Linked DNA regions of Homo sapiens: region 1 is linked to region 2. A link is a contact called in ENCODE Hi-C data. All regions are on one chromosome and are shown on one strand. Each heading gives the region's core, a stretch centred on a gene start or an enhancer-like site at or near the end of the contact. The rest is flanking DNA. Distances are from core to core; before and after follow the strand shown. Region 1 has its middle 73 kb from the start of RFC3. Region 2 has its middle 190 kb from the start of LINC02343.

The links. A loop is a pair of places that touch in the nucleus more often than their neighbours do. Pooled maps may share reads with other maps.
Region 1: a loop to region 2 is called in a map with no recorded cell type, with 5 times the contacts of the local background. The contact joins two enhancer-like sites. A Hi-C loop is called at or near these places in 3 of 37 single-sample maps with no recorded cell type and 6 of 50 pooled maps.

The regions. Positions count from the first base shown.
Region 1 is chr13:33,742,886-33,747,328 of GRCh38, reverse strand. No RefSeq gene overlaps it. Among named protein-coding and RNA genes, the nearest start is that of RFC3, 73 kb to the left of the region's middle. Within about 2 kb of position 1,573, at least 10 of the 41 ENCODE cell types and tissues checked have a DNase peak (open chromatin) inside an H3K27ac peak, as active enhancers do.
Region 2 is chr13:34,155,677-34,160,128 of GRCh38, reverse strand. No RefSeq gene overlaps it. Among named protein-coding and RNA genes, the nearest start is that of LINC02343, 190 kb to the left of the region's middle. RefSeq lists a silencer at 2,809-2,868 and an enhancer at 2,377-3,576. Within about 2 kb of position 2,973, at least 13 of the 41 ENCODE cell types and tissues checked have a DNase peak (open chromatin) inside an H3K27ac peak, as active enhancers do.

The sequences.
Region 1 (4,443 bases), core at 324-2,823, 410 kb after region 2:
ACATAAGATACCAATAAACAAAAACAGAGAAATAAAAATAACTCATAATCCCATCACCCACAGATAAATACCATTATGTATATAGTCCCCAGGCCTCATTTCTTTTTTCCTAAGAAGGAAATGTGTACCATATTGTATGTTTTATAACCCGCTTTTCTTATTTCTCTCCATATATAGAAATATTCTGCCTTTACAACATTTTCAATATCTATTCCATAGTCCCTTGGAAAGATGTATGCTTTTATTCTACAAATCCCCTTATGTTGGACATTCCGTTTAGTTTCAATCTTCTAATATGATAAGCAATGCTGCAATGAACTTCTTTGTAGGTAAATATTAGGACAAATTAATGATTTATGCTGTTGCTTAGGATGTTTTAGAATTGCTGGTTTTAAAATATGCTAATTTTAATCCTTTTGGTATTTCCAATCTGCTTTATTTATTTATTTATTTATTTATTTATTTTTTGGAGATGGAGTCTCACTCTGTCACCCAGGTTGGAGTGCAGTGGTGTGATCTTGGCTCACTGCAAGCTCTGCCTCCCAGGTTCACGCCATTCTCCTGTCTCAGCCTCCCGAGTAGCTGGGACTACAGGCGCCTACCACCATGCCCGGCTAATTTTTTGTATTTTTAGTAGAGACGGGGTTTCACCGTGTTAGCCAGGATGGTCTCAATCTCCTGACCTCGTGATCCGCCTGCCTCCACCTCCCAAAGTGCTGGGGTTACAGGCATGAACCACCACGCCCGGCCTCCAACCTGCTTTATTAAAAGGCAATACTAAAGTGAAATCTCAGCCATACAGTCTACGTACCATGACTCCTCTTTAGCCACTTTCTATTTCACAATGAACTCCTACATTTTCCATACAGCTACTTTGAACTCTAAATAGGTTCATCATTTCTCTCAATACTGCCAATGCTGGTTATTATCATTTTGTTTCATCTTTGGCAATGCAATAGTAGGAATTCAACAGAGGGCATTGCAATATTATAAGTCCTCTTACTAAATGGAGCATTTAATGAGTACTTGCCCTTCCGAATGAGCATCCGTTGTGGGACAAGCCTGTACTACATGTTGGATATGAAGGTGGATGTGATGTGGTCACTGCCTCCAGGAAGCTTTAGCTTTAGCTAAAGGCATTAAGCCCCCAAGGATGAAGTAGTGGGGGTTTAAGCAGAAGCTGTTTTAAAGAGGGTGAGTGCAAAACGTGTGGTGAGCCACAGGACCATGTGTATTCAAATGTATGCCATGGGCTGCTGCTGCTGCTGCTGTTTCATATCACTTGGCACTGCTGAGAAGGCTGGCAGTGAGGCTGGTTAAATTTGTAATAAGTTGTTCATTTCTGCATAAAGGAAAAATGGAACAGCAATTTTTCTTTTCTAATGTTCAGTTACCACTGTCCTTTATGTGAAACGATAACAATGGACTCCCTCCCATCAGCATCTTTGAAACACTCTCCTCCTGTGGAGACGACTGGCCTGTGGTTGTGCAGCAGAGCAGACATGCTCATTTCTGTCGTCAGGTCACCATGTTCCCTGCAGGTGTGTGGCTCATCGTAATCCTCTATGCTTGCACTTAATGGGTTTTTTTTTGCAAGATTAAAAATGCAGGTGTAGCACACATCATTAATCCCCAATTTCAGTTAACTGAACTGTGTGTGTATTTATGCAGCTGCTGACTCCTGAGACACCCACTTGGAAAGAAGACAAAAGTTCTGAATGTACCTTTCTGTAATTCAGTAAACATACAGAGTACAAATTAAAAAAAAAAAATTAAGGATTTTTAATTCAACAGCCTTGCCAATGGGGGCACTGGCCACAAACACACTTGTTCATGAAAAGATCTATTTCAAGTATTCTCCTGGAAGCAAGAACCAGTATCTGGAATGTAGGCAGCATTTGTTCTTTAAACAAAATTAAAGTTTTACAGGAATGCAATGCTGTGTACTCATTAAAAAAAAATTACAAGTAGAAAAATCTGGAAAGAATCCATTTTGTGCTGTGTCTTTCCGACTGGAGGTTGTAAGTGGTAGCCCCTCCCCTGCCCTGGAGGACTTCCCTGCTCCACCCAGCTGCTCTAATCCCATATACTTCCTGCCTGGAATCCTCCTGAAGCTGCTTCCATCTTCTACCCCACTTCCTCTTGCTGAGCAGCATAGTAACTACCGTTCACATCACCTCCACTATGTTCATCATTCTGTGAAGTAAATAAAAGTGGAGGAAAGGCCCCACTACAGAAGATGAGGTGCAAAAAATGCCACCTCAGAATGTGGCATATTGACATACTGAGTGAAGCATGCTGAAGGAAATTGAGAAAACCTCAGAAGCAAGATAGTCTCTCTGACCTTCTCCCACCCCTTCTCCCCTACAGTGGGACATAGAAACTGAAATTCCTCTTGTCCCTCTCTCCCCTGAAGTGGGCCTTAAAACCTAGGAAGGTTACCTCTGACCTACTCCCACCCTCCTCCCCTGAAGATTTTCATGTGACAGGTGTCTTGTCCTATAGCTGGAGGGAAGGAATGTCACACAGAGAGGCCAAGAGGAATCTGAACAAGCAGGCCTTACCAAGTACCCCCCGCTTATTACCACTTGATCATATCCTTTTGCCTCCAGTCATACTTCTGCATGACTGTCCATAAAAATCCACACTTTTCCCTGGGTCTTTGAGTTTTCATTACTGAAGGTGCCTATGTCACTTAAAACTTGCATTAAATAAATGTGTTATGCTTTTCTCTTGCTAATCCGTATTTTGTTATGGGCCTCAGCCATGAACTGTGAGAGATAAAGAAAAGATACTAAGTTTTCTCCCCTACATAGATGAGGAAGTTGCAACTCAGCAAGAATCAGTGACTTTCCAAGGTCCCATCTTTTCTGAAGGATGCTCCAAGCACCCTGAGTGCACACGCAGGGAACTGGAAGGCCACAGCTCACTCTGCACCCAAACCTGCAGGAAGAAGTTTCTCTAGGAACCAGTCAGGGGCAAGTTGTAGGACTCTTAGCAATAACCTCTGCTGCAGGGTGGAAGAAGCTTCTGCCTGGAAGGCCAGGGGAATGAGGGAGGCTGAATGAGTTTGCCCTCTCCACCAACTCGCCCCACTCTGTCACCACAGCTCCAGTTGTCTCTTTCAGTTCTCATGAAGAGCTCCCAGTTACATGTTAGCTTATTCTCATTGTTTCTAAAGTCTGAGGTGACAGACAGGAAGTCTGTTGATTGTGAAAGATCAGATCCATAATCATCAAAACATACTTGCCCTGGCAATGTCAGTGTGCGAGAGCAGTACCATTCGTTCACATATCCTCCTTCTCTAAACCACCCTCTGTTTCACAATGAAGCCCCGAATTTTCCATATGGCTGGTCTGGACCCTGCATGAGTTCATCATTTCTTGTTTTACCCACTCAGCAAACATTTATGGAGCCATTACTCTGCTGGAGGCTGTTTACAAAGAGTCAAATAAAGCAACATCTCTTATCTCTCCCTTTCCCCCTTCTCTTCCCACTGAGAGCTCACAACATAACAGGTTCTCCAGCTTTCTTCTTCCTGGTTGAGCTGAGCCATTGCAAGCCCCAGGCATCCCAGGGCCTCACCTGGGACTCTACACACACTGATGAATGGGTGGAGGCCGAGTTCACTGTCAGTGTGGAGACTACTCTATGTGGGGCTGTAACACCTGCAAGGGAAAGGGATGGGGCGTCCTGAGTGAGTTACTGGGCTGAGCCACCTGGGAAGGCTAGAGGCTGGAGAGGAGCCATTTCAGCCTGGGTGGCTTGTGGCATTTGTGGGTAAAACTTGGGTGACCAGCAGTATGCAGAACAAATTGCAGAGAAGAGTCAGCCCTCAGATTTCTGATTTGTTAGCCTGCAAAAAGGTGGATAGCCACTCTCACCCCTCATATTTGTACCTGTAAAATCATTCAACCAGCTGGCTGGCTTCCACACTTGCTCCCTCTCAGTCTCTTTGCTACAGGGCAGCCAACATAGCCTAGAAATGCACCAAGCCCTTCTCAATACTTCCATGGGCTTCTCACCACAGTTAGAATAAAATCCAGCTTTAAACTGGACTACAAGGGCCTGAGTTACTTGGCCCTCAGCCTCCATCCTAACTCCTAACACTCCTCTGTCTCCCTCTCAGCCACTTTAGGTCCTTGCTGCCTTCAAGCACTCCCATCTCATTTTCTTTGTCCAGTTCCTCTTCCCTCTAGATGTTCTTGGTTGGATTTAGAACTCAATTCAGATCTCACCTCTTCAGAGGCTCTTTCTGACCACCACTGTTTAAGATAACACTCCCTGCCTCCCTTTTCCTCTTCCCCTGCTTTTCAAAAATATATTTCATAGAATTTATCTCTACCTGATTCTATTCTATACCCATTTATTGTTTGTCTATCATACCCACTAGAATGTAAGCTTCATGAGGGCAGGGGTCTAATCCTAATCACTGTTCTCTCT
Region 2 (4,452 bases), core at 1,724-4,223:
TCTACATGCCATCCGAGCTCTGGGCGGCTCTCTGGAATAACCTGAAGCTTTTGTTGTGATGGTAGCAGCAACTTCTCCCCCTGCCTAATCCTGATGCCTGCACCCTAGAGCAATCTCCAATAAACTTCCTACCTGCAAATCTCCATCTCATAAGCTCCTTTCCAGGAACTCAACCTACAACAGGGAGCTGTAGTTAAAGAATAGGTAGTCTTCCCACACATCTTCCACACTCCTGTAATCAGGTGTCTAAAATAGACACTTGACAGCAGATCCTTACTGATGATTCTCCTTCCCACGACATCCCCACCCCACCAATCCCCCAAAAAAGAAAAAGTAAATTAATGGCTTTGTTGTCTATGGCCAGCCTCTATCAGTACATCTTGCACCATGGCCTCTATATTTTCCGCCTCTTCTTTTACGACTTTGCCATAACTTCCACCATAACTTATGTTTTTAATTACAGCACCTATTCCCTGTTGTCTGGACACTGTGCATTTTCATAACTCTCTCCTTTAATAAAAGTTCCTGATAACTCTCCTTCGACCTAACCTTCTTCTCTTAGTGGTGAAACTACCTATAACCCAAAACCTAGTTCGAAACCATACTCCAAAATCTATCAATTTTTCATGAAATCTTCCCCAAAGTTTTCCAAAAGGACATGCCTCCTCTCTCTGTCCTCATAGCATTCTCTCTTATTTTTTATCTTTATGTGTCTGCACAGTTACTCCATTAGCTCCTTGGGGATGGAGAATGCCCGGCTATCACAAAGCCAGGAGCATAGCAGGATTAAGACCTACTTCTTGATCGTCTGATGAGCCCTTGTTAAGCTATTCATTCTCTATCCTCATATATCTAAAAAAAATAGAGTGAATGCTCTTTGTTCTAGATTTGGTCTTTGGCCATCAATTGGTTCATTTTTCGCAACTTCTGAACTGGGCAAAAGAATGAAGATATGAATGTGAAGAATTATCTCCTTCCCACTTAAAGCCTAGATCTGGCTCTGGGAAACTCCAATAATTTTATTCCTTTTCATGGCTCCAATCTGGTCTTTTTACTTCTCACAAAACTATATCTACTGCCAAACTTTGCCAGCTGAAATGGAGTTTTAAAGTCTAAGTGTGTTGAAGAGATGCACTTGAGTCTCCACTTGCCTCTTTCCTGCCCACCCTGCTATATTCCCAAGAGCATCTACCATCTTCAGGTCTTGTAAATGTATGATCCTCTCACTACTAATTTGGTGAAACTTGTAACTAAGAATAGGACATCATCTTTCTCCATGTCTTCTTTGCCTCCTTTTCATGTATAGAGGATCTTCTCTGCCTTGACTCTTCCAGGGACCTTGAGATACCATCTTTGTATGTATCTTCCAAAGAAACCCAAAGTAAAGGTAGAAGAGCAAATATGTGGTCAACTCTGGGGTTCAAAAAACGCTTATTAATGGCAAGAAGAAAAAAAGAAGGGAGGAATGAAGGAAGGAAGGGAGAGAGAGAAGGAGGGAGAAACAGAAACAATCCAATCCAGAGATCTATTCTTGCTGCCTTCCACGCCTATAGAAGGTGTAAAAAGCTTCCTCTGCACAGAGAATAGGCTCGTTCAATAGGGAGCAATTTCAAAACTCTGAGGAAAATGTAAAGGAATGATATAAGAAGTCAGTACTTCAGATACTCCTTCATACAGCTATAATATCAAGTCATATTTTTAAAAACGACTCCAGGAAAAAAATGTATTTTTTCTCAGGAAGATTTATTTTCAGATAAATTTACTTTAGACTTTCTTAAAAACTCTGAATCCATGAAAGGCTGATTTTTATGGTAGAATTATGTACTTCCTTTGCAAGGATGTGAGCTTATTGAACATAAGGTTAAAAGGAAAATAAGACCTCAGAATTTTCTTACCCTTTAAAAACACACAATGTTTTCATGCCCTTTTGATGAAAAGTGTTGGTGGCGTAAAAAAACTAAGGGTACAAAATACCTAATAGAAGCTCATGAAAATTTAAAATTCATTAGTTGGGAACTTACGATAGTTTTGACACTGGCTAGGTTGACGTTGTTGTTGTTGTTGTTGTTTTTCCATTGCCTGTGATAAGGTATTTTGAAGCTATTAAAAAATACAAATAGGTATTCAGGGGAAGTAGTTAACTCTTTAAGAGCAGAAACTTTTGGAGTATTTTGCCAGCATCTCTTTACTGACAAACAGTATTACCATTATTTTCAAACTCATTCAATGAACCAAGTTAGATGAGAGCTTCTACACCATTGTGTGGGACTAATTGAGATTCTGGGTGGCCTGAGAATGGAAAGGCTCCTGTAGGTGCCATCTGTGTCTCTCACTTTGGGTACATTAACTTCTCTCTCCACCCTCCATGAGTTGCAGAAAAGCTGCTCTCTGAGAAGCTCGCTGTCTCCACCGTCCTGGGACCTACTAGCTCTGAGAGGGGAGGAACTGGGCTTACTGATCTTTTATTGGCAATGTCCATCATACAGTGAGTACTAAACATGTGAGCCACTATTATGTAAGTATATGTCATAGATTTACTTGCATTTTATTTTGAAATATCAATTCCATTTTTCTCTTCTTCATTCCTGCATCCTTCCCCTATCCCCCAGTCATTCCAAATGTGCCCAGCATTTAGCACAGCTCTGTTGGCCAAAACATGGATCAATTGCTTATTTTGGACAAACAAAGAACTTCATTCCTTCCTAGCAGATGTGTGTCTGTAAATAACCTCAAGAATAACCTTAAGAAATATTTTTTCTCTCTCTCTCTAATGACATTTAAAGAAATGAGGCTTTCTAGATAACAGGCTCCACGGCCATGTGAGCACAGTGTCTACACAGGTGGCTACTGCCCAGCCCTCAGTGGTCTCCTTAGAAACCAGCCTCTCTGCACGGTGAGTCAGAGGCGGCAGGAGGAGCTGGGCAGTGAGTCATGTCAGGAAACGGCATGCTCCGTGTGCGAGCAGATGCCGGTTTATTTCACTGATTCATTTCCACCTACTTCCTCCTACCTCTGTCTGCACTCTCAAATGAACAGAAAGTTCATTCATCTCGCCTCTTGCCTGTGATGCTACATGCTCCCCCTATTTCTCGGAATGCTTACCATAGGCCCCACAATGCTGGATGCCGTACAGATCAAGCCACCCCTGTTCTCTGCGATGGGACACTCTAAGAAGGAGGTGTCACCCACATTGTCATCCCTGGTTTTCAAGTTAACTGCCATGACGGACTTCATGATGAATTTGTGGATTTTCTCACAAGCCCTCACACCTCTGTCCTTTGAGCATTTTGTCAACAGTGGACAACTGCTGTGATTCTTAACACATTTAAAAAAAAAAATGTGATCGCCTGTAGTCAAGTTTCCCTGCTTTGGAAGGGAAGGGGATCCATTTTTCAACTCAGAATTAGAGGATGAACCTGTTAACAGGGAGAGGCTGAGAAGAGAAAAAATGGGGAGTTAAATTCAGCTCTAAACGCTATGGAGAATCAATAAATATCGACAGGCAAGGGGGCAGAAGGAAGGAGAGAGGTTTTGCCAACCTCAACTGATATCTGTTAATAATACCAAACAGCAATCTGTCATCAGCCTGGCAACACTGGATTTTCCCCAAGGAAAATCCAGGGTCCCCTCCCAGCAGTTCTTGGAGAAAGAGCTTAGAGTTCTGAGTTCCTGGGAGAGGATGGACTGTAGGCGGGATCAGAGTACTGAGATCCTGACAATTAAACCTGCTTACATTTTCCCTGCGTGCAGACATGGTGTTTGGAAACAGCAACCTCCAGTCATCTTGCTTAGCTCTTTGGGGTTCTGGTCATACATACATCTTTCTAAACTTCAAAAGTCTATGCAAGCACACTGACCTGGCAGGTTATTTGAATTCTTGTTCTGGTTTACAAGTCTTTCTAAGACATTTACACCAGAGCTAGAAGAAAGAGACCGGATTTTGGAAATTGCTCACAGGTTCGAGAGAGGATTACCGGAGCACAAGAGCCGGGCGGAGGTTGTCTACTTTTTCTGCTAAATTGCACAGTAGATTCTTTCAGACCTTGAGGAAGAGATTAGAGAAAGATAAATCAGAGTGTTATAACCCTGTGCTGAGTCACAGCTCTGAGGTTCTTTTATATTGCTGGAGGCAGCTTTCAAAATCCGCTGTTTGCGTGTGGCTAGAATAAGGATTTGTCCCTCAGTCTCAGGACGTATCCTGGTCGTGTCTAGTCCTTCAACCTATAATTCCAAATCAGATGAAATTTCTCTCCAGATATTGTGAAAAATACTCTCTATATCGCAAGGTTTTTTTTTTTTTTTTCCTAATGTGTAAACATTTCTCTACCTGGCATATCAGCAAGGCAAAGACCCAAATATTAATTGTCCTTCTCCTGATTGTGTGTGAGTCACAGGACTAAGCTCTGTGGGGTAAGAAACAAATTTTTGAAGACACAGTCTCTTGCTTCCAGG